Regions from separate parts of the Homo sapiens genome. Here region 1 is linked to region 2. A link is a loop called in an ENCODE intact Hi-C map of the cell type or tissue named here. Cell type or tissue: Caco-2. All regions are shown on one strand. Links, peaks and the distances in the headings refer to the core of each region. The heading gives the core; the rest is flanking DNA.

Region 1 (5,377 bases), core at 249-5,248, 91 kb before region 2:
AAAAAAAAAAAAAAGGAAGTAAGGGAGTAACTGTGCAGATACCTGGGGGAAGAGCATCCCAGGCAGAGGGAACAGCATCTGCAAAGGCCCTGAGGTCAGACAGTGCCTGACATGTTGGAGGAACACTGAGGAGCTCAGAGGTGATGAGGGGATGGTCATGAGGACTTTGTGGGCCATTGTCAGGAGATGGGCTTTTATTTCAGAATTGAAGGAATGCAGAGGAGAAACATGGTTCATTTTTTTTTTTTTTTTTTTGAGATGGAGTCTTGCTCTGTCACCCGGGCTGGAGTGCAGTGGTGCGATCTCGGCTCACTGCAGCCTCCGCCTCCCAGGTTCAAGCGATTCTCGTGCCTCAGCCTCCCGAGTAGCTGGGACTACAGGTGTGTGCCACCACATCCAGCTGATTTTTGTATTTTTAGTAGAGGCAGAGTTTCACCATGTTGACAAGGCTGGTCTCGAAATCCTGGCCTCAAGTGATCCACCCACCTCAGCCTCTCAAAGAGCTGGGTTCTCAAGTGTGAGCCACCATGCCTGGCCATGGTTCACATTTTAAGAGGATTCCTTTCTATGAAATAATTGTGAAAATTGTTGTATTTGTATCTGTCCCCTGCTAGGTACCAGGTACAAGAGAGCAGGCACCATCTGTCTCGTTTCCCCTTTCCCCAGTGTCAAGTAGAAAGCATAACACATAGTAGGTGCTCAATAAATATTGCTGAATGAATGATCAAGACTGGCTTGGCCACACACTGGGTATAGGCAACCTGTGAGAATAATATCAGCTAACACTTTGGCAGCCTTTAGGGTATGTCAGGCACTGCTCTGAGCATCTTACTAATGCCCTACTGCCATCCCCCTGTGGCAGAGGAGAAAATCAGTCTTAATTTCATTCAGTCATCACGACAACCCCATGTGGTATTTTTTCTCCATGTTACAGATGAGAAAACTGGGGCTCAGAAGGAAATGCCAAGCAAATTGTGCAAGGCCAGCAAGAGAGTTAAGATTCTAGTCTAGAGATAGGGAGTGACTTGTCCAAAGTCATGTAGCTGGAAGTGGTAAAGGCTAGATTTGGGTTAGAGCCTCTGGCCCCAAAGTTGGGCCCATAGTCATGATGGTGGAGATTGAGGGGATTTGAAGGGGTCTTTGGGCTCCAGGAGACCATGTGGCTCTGTCTTGAGGCCCAGCTGGAGGCCACCAGTACCTCCAGACACTCACCACGTCAATGAGGCAGATGGTAGTCTCCAGGTCTTTGGGCTGGGAGACCATGACCTCGGCAGTGGCCAACACCTTCACCAGCGCTTTGTCCTTCTGCAGCATCACAGATGGTGGGTTCAGCACCTGGATCCTGATGATAAGTGGGCAGGACTCGGGGTACTGCTGGAACACCTGTGGGCAGGCACCAGGCCAGATGGACAGGGCCCTTAGCATAGGAGGTACCCAGGGGGTTATCAGCCAACCTCTAAACACAGAGCACCGGGGTCTCATGTTGCTTGAGTCCAACAAACCACAGGCAAAGCCAATGACCCACTGTGAGAACTGGGCAAGGAGCTGCCCTCTCCAAGCCTTGCACATGGGGTTACTATGAGAAATAACTGTGATCATGCCGGCAAAATTCAGGCTCAATGCCTGACACCTGGAAATGCTTAAAACTTGGTACTGAGTGAAATGGGGTCTCCCAGAGATGCTGGCCAGGTGCTGAATGGACAGTCTTAATTTCATTCAGTCATTACAACAACCCATGGGGTATTTTTTTTTCTCCACATTACAGATGAGAAAACAGGGCCTCAGAGGGGAATGCCAAGGAAATTGTCCAAGGCCAGGAGGAAAGTTAAGATTCCAGTGCATGTCTGTGGGCTCAGAGCCCAGAGCCTCCCAATGCCTCTGAACACTGTTCCTGAAATGAGAAGTCCACGCCTGGGGAATCCCACAGGGAGGTCCCAGGCAAGGCACAGGCTGCCCCCGAGCCCGGATTGCTGGAGGGACTTGAGCTTGTTTGCTGCAGTTTGATTCCCTGAAAGCTAATTTACTAAAGGGACAATTCATAAAATGGCAGTTTGCCATATTTATCAAATGATTGACTTACCAAAAATACATACTTTAAGGAATATACTTCTTAAATATGTTAACTGACCATAGAGAAATGGGCAAAACCACAATATTACTTTCAAAAGAAACAGAAAGAAGTCCCCTCCCCTGGTGACTCCGTGCAGCCCAGGTCTCCAGGACACATTGCTGGGTCCAGCCTGAATCCCCCCTGCTGCAGTCCCAGCGCCACTGAGGACTCAGTCCCTATTCTACCCCAGCTCTGCTACTGCCTCATCATGTGACCTCTCTGAGCCTCTGTTTCCCCATCTGTAAATGGTGTGCTTCTCCTCTTTGGTCCTGTGGATAGAGGGAATGATCAGAACCAATTGAAAAAGTATATTCTGACTGGGCACTGTGGCTCATGCCTGTACTCCCAGCACTTTGGGAGGCCGAGGTGGGCAGATCACTTGAGGTCAGGAGTTCGAGACCAGCCTGGTCAACATGGCGAAATACTGTCTCTACTCAAAATATAAAATTAGCCAGGCATGGTGGTGCATGCCTGTAGTCCCAGCTACTCAGGAGGCTGAGTCAGGGGAATTGCTTGAACCAGGGAGGCAGAGTTTGCAGTGAGCTGAGATTGTGCCACTGCACTCCAGCCTAGGCAACGCAGCAAGACTCTGTCTCAAAAAAAGAAAGAAAAAGTATACTCTAAAAAACAATTTCATAAGCTGTAAAGTGCAGTGCACATAGGAAGTGACCCAGTAAATAAAAGGTCCAGTTGATTGAGGGGTCCACCTGCTGGCTGGAGCTGCCACTGTTACCACCCTAGAGAATGATCCTTCCGATGTTCAATTTGCAGCCACATGAGGGCAATAGTGACCACGTGTTGAGTTTGTTCTCCCCCTAGAGCCTTTGAATTCCACCCAGGACTAAACAGGGCAGGCAGAAAAGAGGTGAAAAATGTCTAAAATGGCTATAGATTGCAGCCATCATTCACACCTGCATAACACTTACTAGGTACAGAGCCCTTTGCTTCCAGGTGCAAGGTAATAGGCCCAGAACCAGACATGGGACCAGAACTGGGGTGGGAAAGGCCTTTGTTCCAACTCTATATGGTCACTAATTGGACAAAAGCACACTTGCTTTTTTTTAAAAAAAGAAGTAATGTGTAATTATTAACAACAGCAATAATAGTTCATGTTGATCAAATGCCTGCTCCTTGCCTTGGTGCAGACTCCAGGTCCACAGCCACCCTCTGAAGTGAGCATGGTTACCCCGTTTTCCAGATGAGAAAACTGAGGCTCAGAGAGAGGAATTGTGCATCTAAGGTCATATGACTGGGATGTGCTGACTCATGTCTGTCTGTTCCAAAGGCCTGGCTTTTCCCTCTAAGCAGCTGTGCACCCGAGTGTGCCTGGCCCGCGTTGACACCTTTACATGCATCATCTCATTTACCTTCCTATGATAACCTATGGAATAGGTATCAGCAGCCTTTTTTGACAGATGAGGAAGCTAAGGCTCAGAGATGTTAAGACTCTTCTCCAAAGTCACACAGCAAGGGAAGTGGCCAGGCTAGGATTAGGCCTATGCAGGCTGGACCACCTATAGAATTCAGGGTCTTTCCACCTCAACCCTCTGTGTCTTCCCCCGCCCCCACCCATGGGGGTCTAGCCTGCAAGCCCTTGTCACTGTCACTGCACTCCCAAGCAGGGGTTCGGGGGAGAGCACCCCACCCCAGCGCTGAGCATCTTCCCTTCCAATCCAGTTTCTCAAACAAGATAGAGAATGAGGCTGAAGGCAATGGGACCTGCCCACCTTACATACCTTGGGGATCAGGGCTCCCAGTGTGGCTGTGGTAAGTGGAGGAAGCTCTTCAAACTATAGGACAAGAAGAAGGGCCACGTGAATCCTGGAGGCTATCGGTACAGACAGGAGTTGCTAATACAGTGATTAAACTCCTACATGCTTTACAACACCCAGCAGGGCGTCTTCGTCTTCTCTCCCTGAAAGACCCCTGGGGAAGTCCTGCCTACCCAGCCATCATCACCATACGCAGATCACCGTAGCCAGTTTGTGGTTAAGTGACCTGGGCTGACTTAAGCTGACCAAGGAGTGTTTCAAAGAACAGCAGGCAAAACCTGAATATTTCTCCTCTAAAAATGTTATTCTTGGGCGAGAACGGTGGCTCATGCCTGTAATCCCAGCACTTTGGGAGGCCGAGGCAGGTGGATCACTTCAGATCAGGAGTTTGAGACCAGCCTGGCCAACATGGTGAAAATCCCGCCTCTACTAAAAATACAAAAATTAGCCGGGCATGATGGCACATGCCTGTAATCCCAGCTACTTGGGAGGCTGAGGCAGGAGAATTGCTTGAACCCAGGAGATGGAGGTTGCAGTGAGCCAACATCACAACACTGCACTACAGCCTGGGTGACAGAGCAAGATTCTGTCTCAAAAAAAAAAAAAAGAAAGAAAGAAAAAGAAAAGAAACAAATGTCATTCCTTATTAAAACAAGGAGACCAGCATCAAGTCCATTTGCATAACTCAGTGTCCACTAAATTCATGACCTCTGTCATATCCTTGAACCACCTGTACTATTATTTACTTAGCATTTTTAAATTGGCTTGCTTCTTAAGACCTCAAATACTCAAAATGGAAAGCCAGTACCACTTGACACAAAGAGATGGCAACTGTAAAACCAAATACAATAAAAACAAAATAATGCCATTACCTTCTGCATGGATATCATTGTCTGTGGAGAGCTTTGGGCATGAGCTCTGTTCTCTCTTAGTTTAAAAGGGGACAACGACAAGTGCAAGAGAGGGCTAACTATATACGGACACCAAGTGGAGACTTTTCTCTTAATGGAAGCAAGTGTTGGCATCATTTGTATGATGGTTTTGTGCAGAATGTCTTGTTCTTAGGAGATATACAGTGAAGTTTATGGAATGAATTGTCATGATGTCTGCGAAAGCTCAAATTGCTCAAAAACAGATAAGATAGATGGATAGACAGACAGGGAGACAGACAGAGAGACAGACAGACAGATCAGACAGATAGATTGATAATGGGTGAGTGGGTGGATGGATATATAAATGGATGGATGGATTGGTGGATGGATGGATGGATGGATGGATGGATGAATTGTGAAGGAATGCATAAATGGGTGGATAGATGGGTGGATGGGTGGGTGGATGGATAGATAAATGGATAGATGGATAGGTGGATGGATTAGTGGATATGGATGAGTGGGTTGATGGGTAAATGGGTGGGTGAGTGAGTGGATAGGTGGATGGATGGATAGATGGATGGGTTGATGGATGGATGGTCGGGTTGATGAGTAGATGGATGGAT
Region 2 (5,377 bases), core at 155-5,154:
CTAGGCAGCTATGGCCTTAGTGAGGGCCAGGAGATCTCTGGAAGGAAAGCTGCTTCTAGGAGGGTATCTTATCATGCCCAGCCAAGGCCTGGGAGGATGGGGCCCATGAGGACCCCATCCCCCCTCCCATAGGCAAGGGGATGGCTGCAATGACCCCTCAAGCCTGGTACCTCCAAGCTCTCTCGGAAACATGACCCTTTTAGGAGGGGCAGAAGGCTACCTGAGCACCATCCTCAGTCATTGACTGAGCCCTGACCCTGTCACATATTCACACACTGAGTCCTGACCCCAGTTACTGAGCTCTGACCCTGATCACATGCTGAGCCCTGATCCCAGTCACAAACTGAGCCCTAACTCAGAAGGGAACAGAAGAGAAAGTGTGCGTGACCTGTCCCCACAGCTTAACATCCCAGCCTCTCTCCAAATGCACATTCCACTCACAATGGATTAGTCCACGGTCTCTTTCCACATTACAAACGTCAGCCTCCGCCTTGGCTGGATGGGACCCAAGGAACTGTGTGTGCGCATGAAGGAATTTGCATATGCACATGTGTGGATGAGGGTTGTGTTGATACATGCATGTGAGTGTGTGTGCATAGTCACATGTACGGGGAAAATGTGTGCTCTTATGTGTGAGTGTGGACATGAAATGGGCACGTTGGCATCTTGGTTTATGGTGTTGTGTGTCTATTCACACAATCCAACAGGACCACAGAGGTGGGGAGTTTTGTGTACATGTATGCATGTGTGGGCTTGGCCTACTGAGTGTTTGTGGGTCTGTGAGTGTGTGGTGTTAGGTGCATGTGTGTATGCAAGTGGACTGTTTCCTGGGATGGGGAGGTACATGTATATATGTTCTTGTGTGTGTGCATATATGTGTGCACAGCAGGCGATGGCCTTTCCATTTTTCTTCATTGGCACAGGATGACTTGGGGCCTTTCCCCAACTCCAGGGCACTCTTTGACTCCCACTGACCCCACACCAGCCCAAATATCAGGCCCAGCTCCCAGGCCCACCCTGTGCTAGGCCTCCACCAGTGTCTACAAAGCTGACCACAGACACCATCAAGCCCTCCCCTGAGCAGCTGGAGCTCACTTGAACCAGCCCTGCCTCCCAACCAGTGCTCCCTTGCCCCTATTCTAGACGCAAAGAGGAATGAGAAGAGCCTGCTGTGAGCTCCCTGACACCCTGCTCCTGGCCTTGGTCTGTCCACCAATGCCCAAGACCGGCCCCTCCTGCGCCCTCACCATAGCTGATGCAAACAGCAGACTCAGTGGACAGAGGCGCAAATATTGACCAAACCCACTCTTGGTGTTTGCTGTTGGCCTGGACACTTCCTTTTCTTAAATATTTCCAGCACAAGAGCCATTTGGGTGACAGCCAGTAGACATAAAAGAGGGAGATTCTCACCAGCCCATCCCAGATCTCAACCGGCTCCTGACAGCAATGGCAAGCACCGTTTGGTGAGCACCTGCTATATGCAGAATGTTCTGCCAGCCACTTTGCCTGCATCCGCAGGGATGGGAGCTGGTTCTGCTCAGCCCTGTTTCCAGCACCTGGACCATACTAGGTGCATAAATATTTGTTGAATGAATAAATGAATGAGTATACATTTGAAAGACCCTTGTAACAATTGTAGTGGTGGCATTTCAGAGTTTCCCCTTCACTGAATATTCTCAGGGGTTTTGCATTGGTGTCCTGTTGCTGCAATAATGTATTATCACAAACTTAGTGACTTAAGACACAATTTATCATGTTACCATTCTGGAGGTCTGAAGTCCCAGATGGGTCTCCCTGGGCTAAAATCAAGGAAGTATTGGCAGGGCTGTGTTCCTTGCTGGAGGCTGTAGGAGAGGAATTGTCCACCTGCCTTTTCCAGCTTCTAGAAGCTGCCCTTATTCCTTGGCTCCTGGTCCCTTCCTCCATCTTCAAAGCCAGCATGTTGGGCTGAGTGCTTCTTGTGCTGCCATCTCCCTGCCTCCCTCTTCCATTTTTAAGGACCCTTGTCATTACATTGCACCCACATGGGTAATCTAGGGTATTCTTCCCATCTCAAGATCGACTGATTAGCAACTTAAATTGCTCTTCTAGTTTTAACTCCCTTTTGCCTTGTGACTTAACATATTTACATGTTCAGGTTTTAGTGTGTGGGCCTCTTTGAGGGACCATCGTACCACTTCCCATTGGTAATTAGCCTGCAATTTTAAGCAACTGCCACCAGGGGGCAAAAGTGAATTCATTTTAGCTTTGCTATCCAAATAGTCAAGCTCCCTACAGGCAGGGTGAACAGAAAAAACTTAGCCCGACATTTCCACTCGGTTATGCTTTTATTTTCCCCAGTAAAAAAGTAGAACTTTATTTTTGGACATAGAGTCTCACTCTGTTGCCCAGGCTGGGTGCAATGGCGCGATTTCTGCTCACGGCAACCTCTGCCGCCTCCCGAGTCAAGCAATTCTCAAGCCTCGGCCTCCCGAGTAGCTGGGATTACAGGCACACACCACCACACCCAGCCAATTTTTTGTATTTTTAGTAGAGAAGGGGTTTTGCCATGTTGCCCAGACAGGTCTCAAACTCCTGAGCTCAGGCAATCCACCCGCTTCTGCCTCTCAAAGTACTAGGATTACAGGCATCAACCACCGGGCCCAACAAAAAGTAGAACTTTATTAAAGCAACAACACATGCAATGTTATTTTGTGTTATGCACAATGTCCACCAGTGAGAAGCTCAGCATTACAAAATGCATTCAGGTGCAACCTAAGAAGGTGAAAAGCCTGGGAAGCTTGGGGCAGGAAGGGATCTAGGAAACAAGGAAAAGCATGGTTGGGTTACTGGAGCTTCAGCTCTCGCCCCTGTCCAGCTTCTGAGACCCCAGCATGGCCCTTCCTGTCTTGATGCCTCAATTTCCCCATCTTAAGAAAGGAAAGTGGGTCACAATGGCTTCCTCTGGGGGAGGTTCTAGGGCCAAGCTGGAGACTAGCCCCATCCCCTGCCCCTCCACCCACCTGCTCTGTGAGGTCACAATGCCAACTGCTCCACTGATCCTGGCAGATTCCACTTGGCACTTTTCAGGGGACATTCAGAGGCATCAGCCCCTTCCTCCTCACCAGCTCCCAGAGTTCCCATCTCCATCCCCAATCCTAAAGAAGGAAATCGATGCCACGGTCCTCAAGGAGCCCTGGGGACCCAGGCGCCCTACTCGAAGATGTGGCCCACAATCCCAGACCCCGGAGGTGAGGATGGCAGCCCCTCCCTTTGCCCAGCCCTTTACAGTTTACAAAATGCTGCCCCTCCACCCTGTCCTTGGAGATGAGTGGCATTGTCAACTGTACTGTACAGAGACAGCCACCAAGACCAGAGAGGTTTGGCAGTGGTATTCCCAAAGTCTCCCAGCCAGGAAGTGGTGAAGCAGCCATCCTTCCAGCACGCATTTATTGAGCATCTACTGTGTGCCGGGAAATGCACAGAGGACGGGGAACACGGTGTGGCACCAGTCTGATGTGCTCCGTTCCCTCATGGAGCTCACGGTCTAGTGCAGGAGACTGGTATGAAAGAAGGAAACAAGTATTTCGCCATCTTTATCTGTCAGAAAGCCTCTGAATGCAGGTGACAGAAATTCCAACTTAAAATGATGCCTATCTCTGGGCACCCAAATCTGGGTGTATATCCCAAGAGAGTATACCAAACAATCCCCAAGGGTGAGAAAAGAAATAACCAGGCTAGAATGTATGTCTTTCATCCTCTTTTAATTTATATTATTCAGGAATGTTACCATAAATCTGTACATTTGGGAAGGGTAAACAATGTATTAGTACAATTGGGTGTATATATAATTTATTAATAAACCAATATAAATACTCTGAGGTGGTATAAACAAAAATGTTTAAAGACCTTTGACTTAAGAAATAAGGGAAAATTTTAAATCTCACATATCAAGAGGTCCCAAGGTGCAGGGGGCTCCGGAGTGTGTTAATTCCTCAGTTCTGCCACCCAAGACCCAGGTTCCTGTCATCATTCTGCTCTTTTAGCCCCCTCTCATGGTCACAAGATGGCCACCACAGTTTCAGGTGTCACGCAGAAATGTGGCGTCTAGGGGAAGGAGAATAAGCATCGTTTTCTGTGGGTCTCATTTAGCTAATCCTAAACCTAACTTTTCCCCCAAGTCCCTTACCTCGTAACCACCCCCCTACCTCACCCTACCTCACCCCTGCAGACTTCCTCACCCTTGAACCAATCACAGCACAGGGAATGGGAGCACGACAGCAGGCTTCGACCAATCAAAATGGCCTAAAATCACATTGGGTAGGAGCAGACAAAGGAACAAAACCAAGCTTCTGCCAACCTCGGGGACATGGCGACAACCGCCTGTGACTGCCACAGCAACCTGGGTCTTTTCCTTGATGGATACCTGGATTTGGGGTCAGCCAGACCTGGGTCTGTCCCTGAATCACAGGCTGGTGGTGTTGGGAAACCTTCTCTGTACCTCAGTTTCCCAATCTGGAACGTGGTATGCACATTCCAAGGACACTATGTTCCTCATAATTGTAAAATGCGACTATGAATCTTATCATCCCCAGGATTGCCCAGCGAGGCCGGAACACCAGCAGGATGGCAGAGGACACCTCCCCAAACATGAGTGAGCAAGGACAGGTGCCCTGGTATTTTCATGGGCAGCTGAGGGGCTGAGGCTCAGGGATGTCAAACGGGCAACCTGGGGCTACCCAGCAAGGGGCAGGGGCAGGGATGTTCGCACCAAGCTCTGGGTGCTCCCTAGGTCTCTGCAAGCACCAAATCAAGAGGCTGGCAGTGACATGACAGTCCTGTGCTCTCTGCAGATGACAACATCCTGTTGCCTGTCCGCAACAATGACCAAGCCCTAGGCCTGACTCAGTGCATGCTGGGATGTGTGTGTACGTATATACTGAATAATCACCTTCGTCATCAATATGGGTCTGGGGAGAGGGTCCAGCCTCGGCCCAGGCTGACCTGGGGGTGGCAATGCCTGCCCTGGACTGCAGGGGTGGTGGGGAGCTGCAGGTTGAACTCTGGAGTTCTACCCATCGGAGGTATCATTCCTGCCAAAGTCTTTGGTGGCTGGAGAGGGGAACTGGGAGGGAGGCTTGCTGTCTGGAGGAGGAGTTAACTGCCAACCCTCCTCTACCACCAGTCTGGCTGCTGGTTTCACCCATCCATCCACCTGTTGAGTTCATCAGTTCTCCCAGACCTTATTTCATAGGTACATCCACCCAGTCATCCCTCTTTCTGTTCATCCACCCATCCTTTCAGTCTCCCATTCTCTCATCTATCTCCTGATTCATCCACCTCCAAGCCAGACAGCCATTCCCTTCTTCCTTCTTCCATCCACCCCTGTGTCCTCTCA

What was found. Hi-C counts contacts between places; a loop is a spot of excess contacts. Peaks named below come from ENCODE experiments on the same cell type or tissue, not always from the same donor. Only the 100,000 strongest peaks of a DNase experiment are listed, where the experiment ranks them.
Region 1: it touches region 2 in a loop (2.1-fold over the local background); 2 of 110 quality-filtered maps call a loop at or near these places.

Annotation. Positions count from the first base shown.
Region 1 is chr20:33,093,623-33,098,999 of GRCh38, reverse strand. BPIFB4 (BPI fold containing family B member 4) reads right to left here. Exons shown (of 18, transcript NM_182519.3): 12 at 3,847-3,900; 13 at 1,213-1,383. Among named protein-coding and RNA genes, the nearest start is that of BPIFB4, 17 kb to the right of the region's middle. In Caco-2, for the core only: CTCF peaks have their summits at 2,651 and 2,851; a DNase peak (open chromatin) is centred at 2,869.
Region 2 is chr20:33,002,117-33,007,493 of GRCh38, reverse strand. It overlaps SUN5 (Sad1 and UNC84 domain containing 5), which reads left to right and starts at 3,061. Exons shown (of 13, transcript NM_080675.4): 1 at 3,061-3,230; 2 at 4,575-4,633; 3 at 4,833-4,907. The coding sequence starts at 3,154. RefSeq lists an enhancer at 1-405. In Caco-2, for the core only: a CTCF peak has its summit at 2,256 (motif pointing right); no DNase peak of the experiment used is centred there.